2 separate regions of the Mus musculus genome follow, and region 1 is linked to region 2. A link is a contact called in ENCODE Hi-C data. All regions are on one chromosome and are shown on one strand. The core of a region is the stretch at or near the end of the contact, and the rest is flanking DNA. Distances in the headings are between cores, read along the strand shown. Region 1 holds the start of Rftn1 (raftlin lipid raft linker 1). Region 2 overlaps Rftn1 (raftlin lipid raft linker 1).

Region 1 (6,675 bases), core at 3,375-5,874, 54 kb after region 2:
TGACATTTCTATTACATTGTTGTGTCTTTGTGAACTTCCAGATCATTCTGCATTTGCTAAACTTGAGCGCCACAGTCTCTTCCTTCAATGTTTTGGGAACACTGGAAAGTAAACCCAGGGCCTACTGAGCTTCACCGCTGTCACTCGTCCTGAAGAGGACTCAGATGGCAGGGCACGCATAAAGTGCTGAGCAGCACCTAGCAACTAGTCTAACACCTAACATTTTGCTAATAACAATGGCAAAATATGTCATGGAACAGGATGGTTCTACAATAACGAAGTTGTTCTAGGTCCAAATACTCCATATCTGTCCCACACCCTAGGAGAACCACCGACTGACAGACGGTTGTGAATGAGACATCATAGGACCTTGATCTCTCATCATCCACTGTCAAGATGGGCAGCTCAGTTCTCTAGTAGATGTCCGCTGTGTCCCTTCTCGTGACCTCTGTCACACATATTTACTATACATGGCAGAGCCCCCTGACCCTCTCCAATATCTCAAGACTGAACATGGGTCATCTGTCCCCTGAGAAACGTGGTCAGTACTGAGACACCGTGAGGGCCATGGAAACATTTCGCTGTCTGTTTCACAGTTCCTGTCTCCCGGATCACCCTAGGTCAAGCCCTGCTCCAGTTTCCACAGAGAGGGACTATAGTGGAAAGGGCCTCTGAGAGGCCATGCACCTTTTCTCAGTAATAAGATGGGTGATGCAGGACTCTATTTCTCACAAAAAGGGCAAATCACACTCTCAGCAAAACTGCTCTATGCTTACGCACCCCAACTCTGCCCTGCCTCCCAGAGAAAATGCAGGTGGCTGTCCACAACGGTGACATCCAAAGGGTATTTCCACCAAGCACAGGGTATTTCATATCAGCACACCCAATGGCCCAGAATCCCCTCAGGAATTTCTAGGCAGAAGTTCAGGGAGATTCTGTGAAAGTTGGGGGTTGGGCTTGTTTGTTTGTTTGTTTGTTTGTTTTGTGTTTTTCTTTTTATGGAAAGCACTCAGTGGAGATTGTTCACAATCTCAGGTCTATTCCCCTACGGACATCCCTTCTATGTCGATCTATAAAGATGCAGCATTCATCTTATCCTCTGCAGTCATTTAAGTCTAAATCGACCTAAGGGCTGAGAAGGAGGCTCAGTGAGTAGTGCTTAGTGGGCAACTGTGGGGATCCGAGTTCGAATCTCCAGGATCTACCTAAGCTGGACACAGCACATCTGTAATCTTGGCACTTTTAGAGTAAGACAGGAGCTAGAGGCAGGGGATTCTCAGAAGCTTAACGGCCAGCTGATCTATGCAGCTGTGAACAAGAGTTTTTTGCCTCAGATAAGGGAGAAGGTGAGTAGAGACCCCCCAAACTTACCCTCTAACCTCCCTCTAACATACACATCTGTATATGTACATGCACACACACACACCAATAAAAAATAAGCACATAGTAGCAGTCAGGGACTGCTTCTTGGAGTCCCCTCTACGTATGAAAACATGTCCACTAGTGTCCCAGCTGGGCCCGGAGAACACTGTCTCGTAGCCCCAGGAAACAGTCATATAAGCAATCATCCTGGTTAAGAGATAGGAAAGCTGGGTTGTGAGTTCATCTCCGGCACATTTGTGCGCTTTCTAGGAATGTTGAATGGAACCACCACCCTAGAAAAAGGCCTCGCAATTTTCTCTGTACACTATACACATGTCTTCTGTGATGCGGGTGTTTGTCCAGGAGAATGGGAAAGATGTCCCCAGGAATCTGTGTACAAATGCACAAATATTCATAGCAGTGTTTTTTTTTTCACAAGAACCAACAACTAACACCACCAACAACAATAAAAACTGGATATAACGCATGTACCCAGGAACCGGGGGATATACTAACCAACTGTGGCATGCACACATCACATGAACATAACTCAGACGTAACAAACCTAACAAAACGGAGTTACTGAACCTTATACAGAACTGCAGAACTCCATGTATATGATGTTTAAATCACAGATTAAACAAACCTATAGTAAGACAGAGCAGTGGTTGCCACCGGGAAGATAGGGGCCATGAAGAAACCCAGGTTGATGGTGTATTACCTGTCTTGATAAGAATCGGGTTGCACAGTGCATACATATGTCAAAACAATGTGCAGACTATTCCACTGTTATGTGTGTGTTACTGAACACACATTGAACATGTGAGTTGAGACACTTATAAAGTAACCCTGTACTAAGACTGTAGCTTATTTTAAAATGCATAAAGCAGCACACTGGAGCGATGGATGGTGCCTAGGTGTGCACTAAAGTCAATCCAGCGAAATGTTAGAAAATCTAGGTATGGTGGGTCTTTGTTTTTGTAGCCTAGGCTAGCCTCTAACTCAATTTTCTCCAGCCTCCTCCACCTTCTGGATTCTGAGATTACAGGCGTATGCCACTGTGCCCTCCTAGGTATTTGTATGATCTCTGTTACAACTTTACTATATAATGTTTTGTTTTGTTTTAATGGGGGCTAGGTGTGGTGGTACATATAATCTCAGTGCTTGGAAGGAAGAATCAATGCAAGTTGGAGGCTAACCTGGTCTACATAGTGGTAGATCCAGACCAGTGAGGGCTACACAGGGAAACCTTGCCTCAACAACAACAATAAAAATCGAAAGTGGTATAGAAATATGGGAGTACCCCCTTCTTAGCCTACCAAGTTCACATTTGATAAGGCAGCCATGGCCACCCAGCCATGGGACCACCCAGCTCCATCTCTGACATAAGTGAAGCCTGGAGAAACTCTAGGCACTTTACAGGGATTCCCACCACTCAGCCTGCTTCCCCACATACAAAGCAGTCACTGAAATCAAGCCCCAAAAAACCCTGTTCCAGAGGCAGAGAAAAAAATTCACTGACTAGTAGCCCCAATTTATTCCTGCACCAAATCGATTAGCTAACTACGCAATCTGCCTCATTTGTCCCTTGTCCACGATGGGGGTCGGGGGGACGGGACAAAACGACACAGTGTCCTACCCCACTAATGGAGGCACAGGGAGGCTTCCCCAGCTTGAGGCTGCGATTGCTCGGACCTCATGAAACCTCTACAGAAGGCAGAAGAGTCTGCAAGCTCACTCTAGGTAACACTGCTTAACTGAGGTCAGAGCACAGCACCACACAGCTCGTTGTTTAACCCCTGAGGATGAGTGGCTGGTGACATCTGGTGTCACTTGAACTTCCTCAGAATCCAGCTGGTCAGAAGGTACAAATTAGGAATCCTGGCAGCCACGGGTATGCTGGGTTCAATGGCCCTACCCATGGGTTTGTAGGCCACTCACATTACACCCTGGGCTTCCTTCCTGGAAAAGGCTTATCCTGAGATGACACTCCATAGTAGCCGTTGGGAGACACCTGTTCTGACCTTAACACCACCACCCACTCCCACCCCACCTCCCTGCGCCCCTTCTGAAAACAGCTGTATGAACAGAGGGTCTGTTGCTGGGCAGTTAGGCAGCCACTCATATACAAAGATCTGTGCCAGATTCTTTTTAAAAAATAGTTTTTGTTTGTAAGCCCCTAAACAAACTCACTCACACCACCCACCGCCCACAGGGGGCAGCTGAGAGCCAGCAGCCAACAGGCATCAGGGAGCACGCGCGGGGCTAACCCTGCCCTCTGCGCGATTCTGGCCTCCAAAGACAGTGATGCCAGTAGACCTGGCGCACTCGCCTGACAGTCAGGCTTCTTTAAATACACACTCCCTCCTCCTCGCCCAGACCCCATGCCCATCCTGGTGTGCCCCATGCCTAGAAAAGTGTGTTACAACAAGGCAAGAAAAAAAATCCCCTTTTCAGAGGAGAAAAGCCCCATTTCTGGTGCCTGGGATTTAGCTCTCAGTATTTCCACCGAGTACCCTCCTGCCTGCTCTCAAGAGTCGCACACCTCTTCCCTGGGTCGAGCCCAGGTCTCCGGGTGCACGTGGGCGGTGGCAACTCCCATCTGCTCCGGGCCCAGTACCCACTAAGGCCCCGGGTCCTGACCCACCTGTAGCCTCCAAGCTCCCCTCCGCGTCCTTCTAGCAGACCTCCGCCTGCGAAGCCCAGGACCCCCAGCAGGCGACCTCTCACCCCAACGCTCTCTCGCTTGTTTGTTTTGCTTTTTTTCCCCCTCTTCATCGGGGGAAAAAAAGTTGGCCCAGAATCTGGCGTCCCATCGATCTGTCCCCATCCCCACGCGACCTGCACCAGGGGGCTCGCCTAACAGCTCCGGAGCCCCCGAGGTGCCACGAGGAGCTGTCGCCTGCTCACCCGGATCCCGGGCCAGCAGAGCCAGCGACCCAGGCCTCTGCGCGCCACCTCGCCGGCCCGCCGCACGCCCACCTACCTTAGGGGACCAGCAGCGGTGACCGTGGCGCGGGCGGAGACAGCGTGCTGTGTCCCGGGATGAAAGTTTGTGCCATGCAGAGCAGGGCGGCGCGCGGACGACGCGACCCCGGGGGTGGGGGCAGAGCGCGGGGCGCGGCCGCTCGCTTGTCGTCTGTCCCTCCGGCGCTGGCCGCACAGGTACCTCTCCAGAGCCAGTGGCCGCCGCGCTCCCGCTCGCTGCGCTCTGCGCCCTGCGCGCTCTGATTCCAGCCCCGCCGCCCCCACTCCACCCCGCGCCGCCGCCGCCGCCTCCGCCGCGCGTCCGCCCGCTACACTTCCTCTTCCTCTGAACTCATGTGCAAAATATGCTGTGCTGCATCTTCTTGGGGGAAGCCGAGCGGCCCCTGGCAGCCCCGCACGAGAGACCCGTCCGCCCCGTGCGTCGCCAGCGCCGCGCAACCGGGCTCTCCCTCCCCCTCCCCCTAACCCCACCTCTCTTTCCCAGGCTTGGGTTTTGGGACCTGCTTAGGAGAGCACCAAGGTGGCAGCCAAAATACTGGGAAGGCGACGGCCATCAACGTGCTGATTGATGGCTAGGGCGGGGAGGAGAGCTAGAAAGAGATCCATTCTGGACCCATTCCACAGGTGGGAACGTCCCCAGGCAGCTTCTGCTCCCAGGTTTATCTCTCCGAAAGTAGTGCTTGGGAAGAGAAATAGTACCACTGGCCTCAGCCTCTTTCCCGACTTTATCCAGGTATCCAAAGGTTTGAGATCCTGATGCAATTGGGTCATCTTAGCCTAGCAAAATGGATTCCCCAATGAGAATCCATAAGGCTGTTCCCTAAAACAGGGCTGCTTTACCATAGTGAAAGTGTGAAATCCTGTCTCCTTGAGGCCAGTAAAACAAAACAGAATTACCGTGCAGGGCTTGAGAGCAGGAACCCTAGAGACAAATGGTCAGGATGGATTGCTGCCTTCTGTCCTTACTTCCCAGTGACTGGGGGTGACTTTGGGCCTGTTCATCGGCCAACCAGCACTTCCTTGTGTCTTATTAAATGGAAAATGCTTGGAAGCGTTCTATAATTCTGCGATTATCGTTATTATCATCATTACCATAAGGGGCTGAGATTTAATTGATTACCCTGTTCTGGTTGGGCAAAGAAGGGTCCTTAGGCATTGGAGCTACACGCGGCAGAGGGCTGGCTGATCTAGACCCTGTGTTTTAATGAGGTCCTTCTGGTACTAGAAACATGCGCGAGGGGGGAGGCAGCACTGCCTGTTTACAGGAACTCCTCTTGTGAGAGCTACTCAGGGATTTTCTTCCCTGTGGCCCTCTCCTACTCCCCCCATCACTCTGCCCCTGAATTGTCTTTTTACTCCTCTGCCTATTTACCCACCCCATCCCGGCATTCCGCCCACTTTTCTCCACATTTCCCTATCCCTAGTTCATGTCTGGAAATAATAAGCCAGGACAGGGGTCCAGGGCACCCCAGTGTTGAACATTTATTTATGAAGTCAAAGGGAGGGAGGGTGCCTTTCCGCTAAAGATCCTGCTGAGACCTGGAAATCAGGACTCTTACACCAGTGTTCAGGACCGTTGATGGTCACTACAGAGAGAAAACAGCACCTAACAGAACCTAACAGTGCCAGCCAGTGGTCAACAAGAAATCGCAGGGCATCAAAGAAGAGAGGGACAAGGAGGAGGACAGGGAGAGGCAGAGGCAGAGGGAGAGAGACAAACATGGAGAGACACAGAGAGGAGACAGATTATTTTTAAGCAAGTTCTTTCCACTTATGAATTTTGTGTTTGTAGTTTTATTTTAGGGTGCGTTGGGGGGGTTGGGTTTTTTTTTTGTTTGTTTTGTAAACACCAGTTCCTCGAGGGAACCTTATGCTGACATTTTCCATCTTCTGTCCCTCACTACTGTCCTTAGTACCAACACTGTGTATTTAAATGTCTTTGATGAATTTTTTTCCCTACCTGCTTTTCCATGTTTAAGTTTTGTTTGGCTTTCCCTCTGGAACTCTTGACCTGTCTTTCTATACACCACCACGCTTCCTCTCTGGAACATGGCATTTGATAGACATGCACGCAACGAATTATTATTGTATGTGTGGACTCTACCTTAACAATTACCCTGAATCTTCTCAGTCTCTTTTTTGCTTGTGATACTCGATAAGTAGCCAAGCCTTGGGGTCACCTATGTTGTATAGGAAGAAGCCTGGACTGCTGTGGGCCGGCTGGTTAGGGGACAAACCCTGGGCAGCTGGGCCTTACCTCTAACTGACCTCATCTACCCAGCCTCAACCCCAGAGATGCTGGAACTGGATCCTGGTGGGTTACCT
Region 2 (6,239 bases), core at 3,235-5,734:
TAGTTGTTAGAAAGATCATATTGCTCAGGAAAGCCACAGTTTTCCTTTTCTTTCTCTCCACAGGAAAATAGCAACAATGGCAGCCAGCTCGTTGGCACATAAACTAAAGCCAGGACACAGTCAGTCAGCTGCACAGAACTCTGGGAAGACGACAGCGCCATCCAGGAGCCCCAGATTCTTAGCTCCCTCCCATCTCTAATTTTCTTATCACAATGATTTATTAGAATCATTTTTTAAGATTAACACAGCAGGAAGAGGGAGGCGAACTGAAGCAGACAGTCTTGGTAAGAGAGGAGGAGGCAGCTCAGGCCACAGCTAAGGGCCTTTCATTGTGTGCTTGTAATTTTTTTCTTTTTGGGGTGAGTAAGGAGGGAGGATTGGGGGAATTTTAATATTCACCTTGGAGATCTGCTAAAATCGTAACAGAAAACTACTCAAGGATGAACTTTGGGCTAAGAGAAGTCTTAATATTTCATGGGGTGGGGGTGGTGTTCCAAAACTGAGCCTGTAAGGAAGAACAATGAAAAGAATCCTAAGAGCGTGCTTAATTTTCATCCATCTGAACAGAACGGAAAAATAGCCACAAAAGGGACAACAGTGGTTTGGAGGGATGCAAGCACACACGCATACACACATACACACATACACACACACACACTCACACACACACACACACACACACACACACACACACACACACACACACACACATGCACATCCTCAATGCTTGATTAATTAAACAAAGCCATTTTTACATCTGATACAGTTTCAGAGTTAGTGACAACTTGAAAGAAAGGCCAGTTGTTCCATCTCTCCCCTGCTTGAGACAAGGACGTGATAATTTGCTTCTTTTAGGAAGATTGCTCTATTTGATGAGCTGTGCAATTTGGCACCCAGGCCAAATGATGGATGCTAGAATGCTCAGAATCACCAAAAGTACTCCATACACATCACTCAAGCACAGGCATATGCAGAGACAGACAGGAAGAGAGACGGACAGGAACACACACACACACACACACACACACACACACACAGAGAGAGAGAGAGAGAGGGGGGGGGAGAGAGAGAGAGAGAGAGAGAGAGATCAACAGAGAAATCCACAGAAAGAAACAGACAGGAAGAGAAACAGAGAAAGACAGAGGGGAGAGAGATAGAGACAGATAGGAAGACTGCACTCTGCTCAGTCACTCCACCCTGGTGGTCTGGCCCATGATGATGGACACCTTCAAAGGCAACAACCACAGCCCACCTTTCGAAGGAGTAAGGTTGCATCTGACCATATGTGTACTTCACCGAGAGCTTTCAACTGAGCCACAGAGCTGGCTGCTCTTCCAGAGGACCTGGCTACAATTCCCAGCACCCCACTGGAGGCTCACAACCAGCTGTAGCTCCAGTCTCAGGCACTCCCTTCTGGTGACCCCCAAAACACTCAATTACATTAACTAAATAAATTAACTAAATAAATTTGATAACTAAATGAAAGTTATTTCTTTTCTAAAATAAAGGTTTTTAGGGGGCTGCGTAGATGGCCGAGTGTTTGGGGTGCTTGCTGCACAACCATCAGAACCCGAGTTCAGATCCTGACACCCTCGTCAAGAGCTGGGAGCCTCAGCGTCCATCTGTAACCTCAACACGGGGAGGCAGTGAGGTGAATATCCCAGAGGCCCACTGGTTAGCCAGTCTGGCCAATCAATGAGTCACAGGTTTCGTGAGAGACTTTATCTCAAAAAAAACAAACAAACAAAAACAAAAACAGGGTGGAGAGCAATAGACGTGGGTACCAAAAAACAATGCCTGGGCCTGCACACACATGTGCACATTCAAGTAGCCACACTCACACACAGAATTATTAGAAATCAAATCTTAAAACACTCAAGTCCAGCCGCAATAATGAGCAGAGAAATGCTCTCATAATGGTTCAGGGCAAGCAGGGACTTTTGTGGTCAACTGAAGTGAGATTAATGTCTAGCATGGCCGCTTTTGTGGGGGAGAGCTCAGAAACAGGCTTCTCCTCCTCCTTGGCATGGGTCACGCTGCCACATCCAGCAAAACTCTAGTATGAGGCATTAAAACGTATCTCTGTTTCTGTAGCAACCATTGATAAAGATGGCAGATCTGCAAAACGGGCAAATAACATCTGAGATCCTGTATGCTCCTCCCAGGGAAGCAGGGCTGGGTCCCTTCTGTGGACGCCGAGCTGGATCTGACCAATTGAAGGTGGTCAGAGTGATGATGCATTGTTTCCAGGTCCAGAAGAATGGCAGCTTCTACTCTTACTGTTTGGGACCTCAGGACAAGCTATGCAATGTGAAACATGGGGAAAGGCCACCTGAGGGGGCAGTGGTCAGCATTCAGTATCAGGTGGTCGTCTACTGAGCTATCCTAGAGTCTTTTATCCAATCTACCAGCTAATGCAGCCCCATGAGTGGTCTGGATTGAACCCACATGGAACAGAAGATCTACCCTGCTATGCCCAGCCAACAGATTCATGGCAAGGCATTGTCTGAAGTCACCAGCTTCAGGGTGGCTTGTGACATAGAAAGGTAACTAAAGTGTGTGTGTCAAGCTCTTCCTAGACGGTGAGTCTCATGAAGACACAGAGTGGGTGCAGAAAAGACAGAGGGCAGTCACAGACCGAAGGAGGATGCTAGGAGGAGCCTGGGCACAAAGGCTAGGCAGGGCAAAGCAAAGAGACGGGCTCAAAGTCAACTCTGACTTCTGATGATGCAGAGAATACCACAAGAGGCATTTAGTAGAAGAATGTCCATGGGGTGAATAAAGCAAGAGAAAGGGAAGTGACTTCAAGGCACGAGGAGGATCCAAGGCAACCAGTGGGGGTCGGGAAGGAAAACTCCAAGGAGAAACAGAAAAACCTACAAAAGAGAACCTAGCGCATATGACAGGATTAGAGCTAGCAGAGGGGAAAGGATTGCAACACTCTTTCAGTCTGGAGAAACAAAGGGCACCAGGTTGGCTAGACCTCCCTTATGGGTACGTAGGTCATACAGCATTCAGCTGTCCTCTCTGTCACTCCTATAAAGCCACACATACAAAGTAGGCCCTGTCTGCACACACAGTGTGGAGTCTGTTGTTACCTCTGACCTCAAGGCCAACCCTGTTGCCCTTATCTACCTGATCCAGTTACTTGGCTCCTTAAACTCAAGGCAGAAGCACATTCTCAGGCCAGGAAGAGAAAGCTTCTCCAAGGCAAGCCTCTGTCTCAGGAGTGCCCAGCACTAACGGGGCGACCAGGAAATCCCCCCATGAGATACAGGACACAGTCCCCCAGAAGGAAAGATGGGGGCGCAAGAGCTCGGAGCACGGGAGCATCAAAGCCTCAGCTAGGTCAGAGGGGACGAAAACCAGGTCCCGGTGAAGTCAGGAGAGAGGGGACCCACAGGGGAGAGACGGCCAGCTTCTCCCTCACCCCGCTATGCAGCATCTCAGCCACACTGTGTCATGTCACACTTGGAGGAAAGGAAGTGGGAAACGCGTTCCGCCATCCCAAATGATTCCCTAAGCAAGCCTTTCAAACCCATTCATTACTGGCATCTTTTCTCTACAAATCAAACCTTCCCAACTCAAAGACTGCAGCATCCAGGAAATGCTGACTCAAAACACCAATATCGATACGGAGAAGAGGGGCTAAGGACCCTCACGGGGTGGGTTGTCTTTGTCTGTCAAAGTGGGTGATATCTCCACACACTATTCAATCTCCAGAGATCCTGTCGGCTTAATTTATGTGGCTCGGAGTTCGTTCCCTCCAGGGTGACAGGCGCTTCATCTTCCTCACTTGGGACCTTGTCGTTAGGACTGTCCAAATCCTCACTGTTAATTTTTTATATACCCAATTTCATCTTGAGGTCCTCACATTCCAGGGGGGCTCCTTGAGTGGCTGCTGCGTCAGATGTGTCCCCATCCTGTGATCATCGGTAGAGTCCCGCAGAGCAAGAGGGTGGAGTTTTCTCTACCAAGCTCCCGAAACGCTGGAGGATGTTTTTCCATGTCTATCCTATCTTTAGATAAGTCATTAGAGGGAAGGTCATTTCCTCACACACAAGTCAGAACTGGAGATTTTAAATGAAATAAAAATAGGAATACTTTATTCAGAAAAAAAAAAGCTAAGCTAAAATCAAATCACAGATTAAACGTGGTGAGGAAACTGTGACTTGCTGAAGCCAACTAAACGGAGCCAATTATCACCAGTCATAAACCATGAGCTCCGAGAGGCCCCGTGCCCCAGGACAATGTGTAATTAAATCTTTATAACTACAACAAGAAATGCTACAAAATTAGGTGAAGCCACAAACAGGTCCACACATTTCCCCTTCCTGTGACTTACCCGTGAGGGCAGGCGCAAGCCATTTCTGTGCTGGCAAAAGGCCTCAAGGGCCCCGGCACTCAACGTGCCTGAGCCACATCCGCCACCAGGCCTCTGAGGTGGGGTTTCCTTTGGCAACAGGCCACCAGCAATCTTTGAGTTTCTTATCAACTGTGGGCCTGAAGACATACAAGACTGCCAGTGCCCTGCTCCACAGGTAACCACGGAACACAGACTCTATCTAATGAGACAGATGGAGCGGTCTAACAAGGCAGCAGAAGGCACAGCTTCTGGGGGGCGGGGTACCCAGGGGCTGTGCTATGCACCTATGCTCCCGCAATTTTCACATCTGGAAAATGTGTCTAAGCAGAGCCTGACAATCACTGTGGTCACTGTCCTAGGGACTTGGGAGTGTTACAAGCTTGAAACATTAATATTAGGGGGCAGATTTGAAACAGTGCCTGAATTATGGCTAATGTTATGTAAGTCAGCTATTGTTGATAGTGATTTTTTTACACTTGCATTATTTAGGTACTTGGTGTGTGTGTGTGTGTGTGTGTGTGTGTGTGTACACATGCATGTGTGGGGGTCTCTAGGTGTATGTTAATTTCTATGTGTGTGTTTCTGTGTGTCTCTGTATGTTCATTTGTCTGTCTCTCTGTGTGTATATGTGTATTTGTAATGTGTGTGCTTATGTCTGTCAGTGTCTGTGTCCATGTGTGTATGTGTAATATTGAACATGTACGAAGTCAGAGGACAGCCTGCTGGATCCAGCTCTCTCCTCCTACTATGTGGGTTCCAGGGTTCAAACTCAGGGTTGTTGGCCTAGCAACTCCTTCACAAGTGGAGCTATCTTGCTAAATTTGTGTTTTAGAAGACACCATTATCAATTATTTTCCTACAGTGTCATTATTTTTTAAAGACTGCATAATAGCACGCATTGCCATCAGCAGCCAGTTACACTTACTGCTATCAATTTTAAAATTATTATTAGCACACTTTCTCTTTAGGACTAAGTTCATATGCATCGGGAGCTGGCTGCAAAAGTGTAATATTCATACAGAACAAATCCAGGGCACTGGCACTAGTAATGAGAGGGGGAAAAAAATCCAGTTCCCAGAACCACCACCGAGAGAGGTGTGTGGGCTTCAGTTCTCACCTCCTGCATGATGTGGTGTGGAACTGGAGATGCCCCAGCAGGAGGAACGGGAGAGAGGGTTCTTTGGGGAGAATGAGAAAGACAGAAGACACCTTGAGATCCCAGGAGGATGTCTGTGGCCCCGAGGGATGGATATTTGCCCACCATGACTATGAAAATCCTTCCCCTCCTCTCCTGCAACTTATCAGATCCAGTTAAGGTCTATGAAGAGAGAAGAAAGCTTTAGAGCAAATACACCCCGAGAATTTTCTATTGCAGTACAGGGCGTCCCTCCCAGTTACCTTATTTTGACCTATGACATAGAAGGTCAGAAAAGTCAACTATCTCACTCAAAATCACGGGGATGGCAATAAGCAGATGTCAGACCTTGGTCTGGCACACTGATTCAGGAGAGCAGGCCTGGGGTGTCTTTCAAAGAGTTCTCAGGACTGGAACACGGGCCTCATGTACACCCTTGGCAACCTTAGAGTGGGAGGGAAATTTCCTCTGGAAACTGCTATAGTACCCCTCAAGAGTGGGAGGCAGGCGGGGAGCAACGGTGCTGGGCACAAGCAAGAACCAGGCTGCCAAGCAGGAACATGGTCCTGTCATCCCTGAACAGCACAGAGATGCTATCCTCGAGCACCCATCTGAAAACCATGGGAACAGCAAGGGCCAGGGAGACAGCCCAGTGCATACGTGTCGGCCGCACAAGCGTGAGGACATGATTTTGAACCCAAATTAAGAGGAGCCAGTTATTGTGTCTTGCATTTGTGA

The links. Hi-C counts contacts between places; a loop is a spot of excess contacts on that map.
Region 1: a loop to region 2 is called in a map of heart, with 4 times the contacts of the local background. The contact joins the promoter of Rftn1 here to the enhancer-like site in region 2. A Hi-C loop is called at or near these places in 6 of 37 maps with a recorded cell type or tissue (gastrocnemius and heart).

What each region holds. Positions count from the first base shown.
Region 1 is chr17:50,185,873-50,192,547 of GRCm38, forward strand. Rftn1 (raftlin lipid raft linker 1) reads right to left here and starts at 4,625. Exons shown (of 10, transcript NM_181397.2): 1 at 4,349-4,625.
Region 2 is chr17:50,131,743-50,137,981 of GRCm38, forward strand. The region is part of intron 2 of Rftn1 (raftlin lipid raft linker 1); the gene reads right to left. Among named protein-coding and RNA genes, the nearest start is that of Rftn1, 56 kb to the right of the region's middle. Within about 2 kb of position 4,485, at least 1 of the 3 ENCODE cell types and tissues checked has a DNase peak (open chromatin) inside an H3K27ac peak, as active enhancers do; it is gastrocnemius, where a contact is called at or near this core.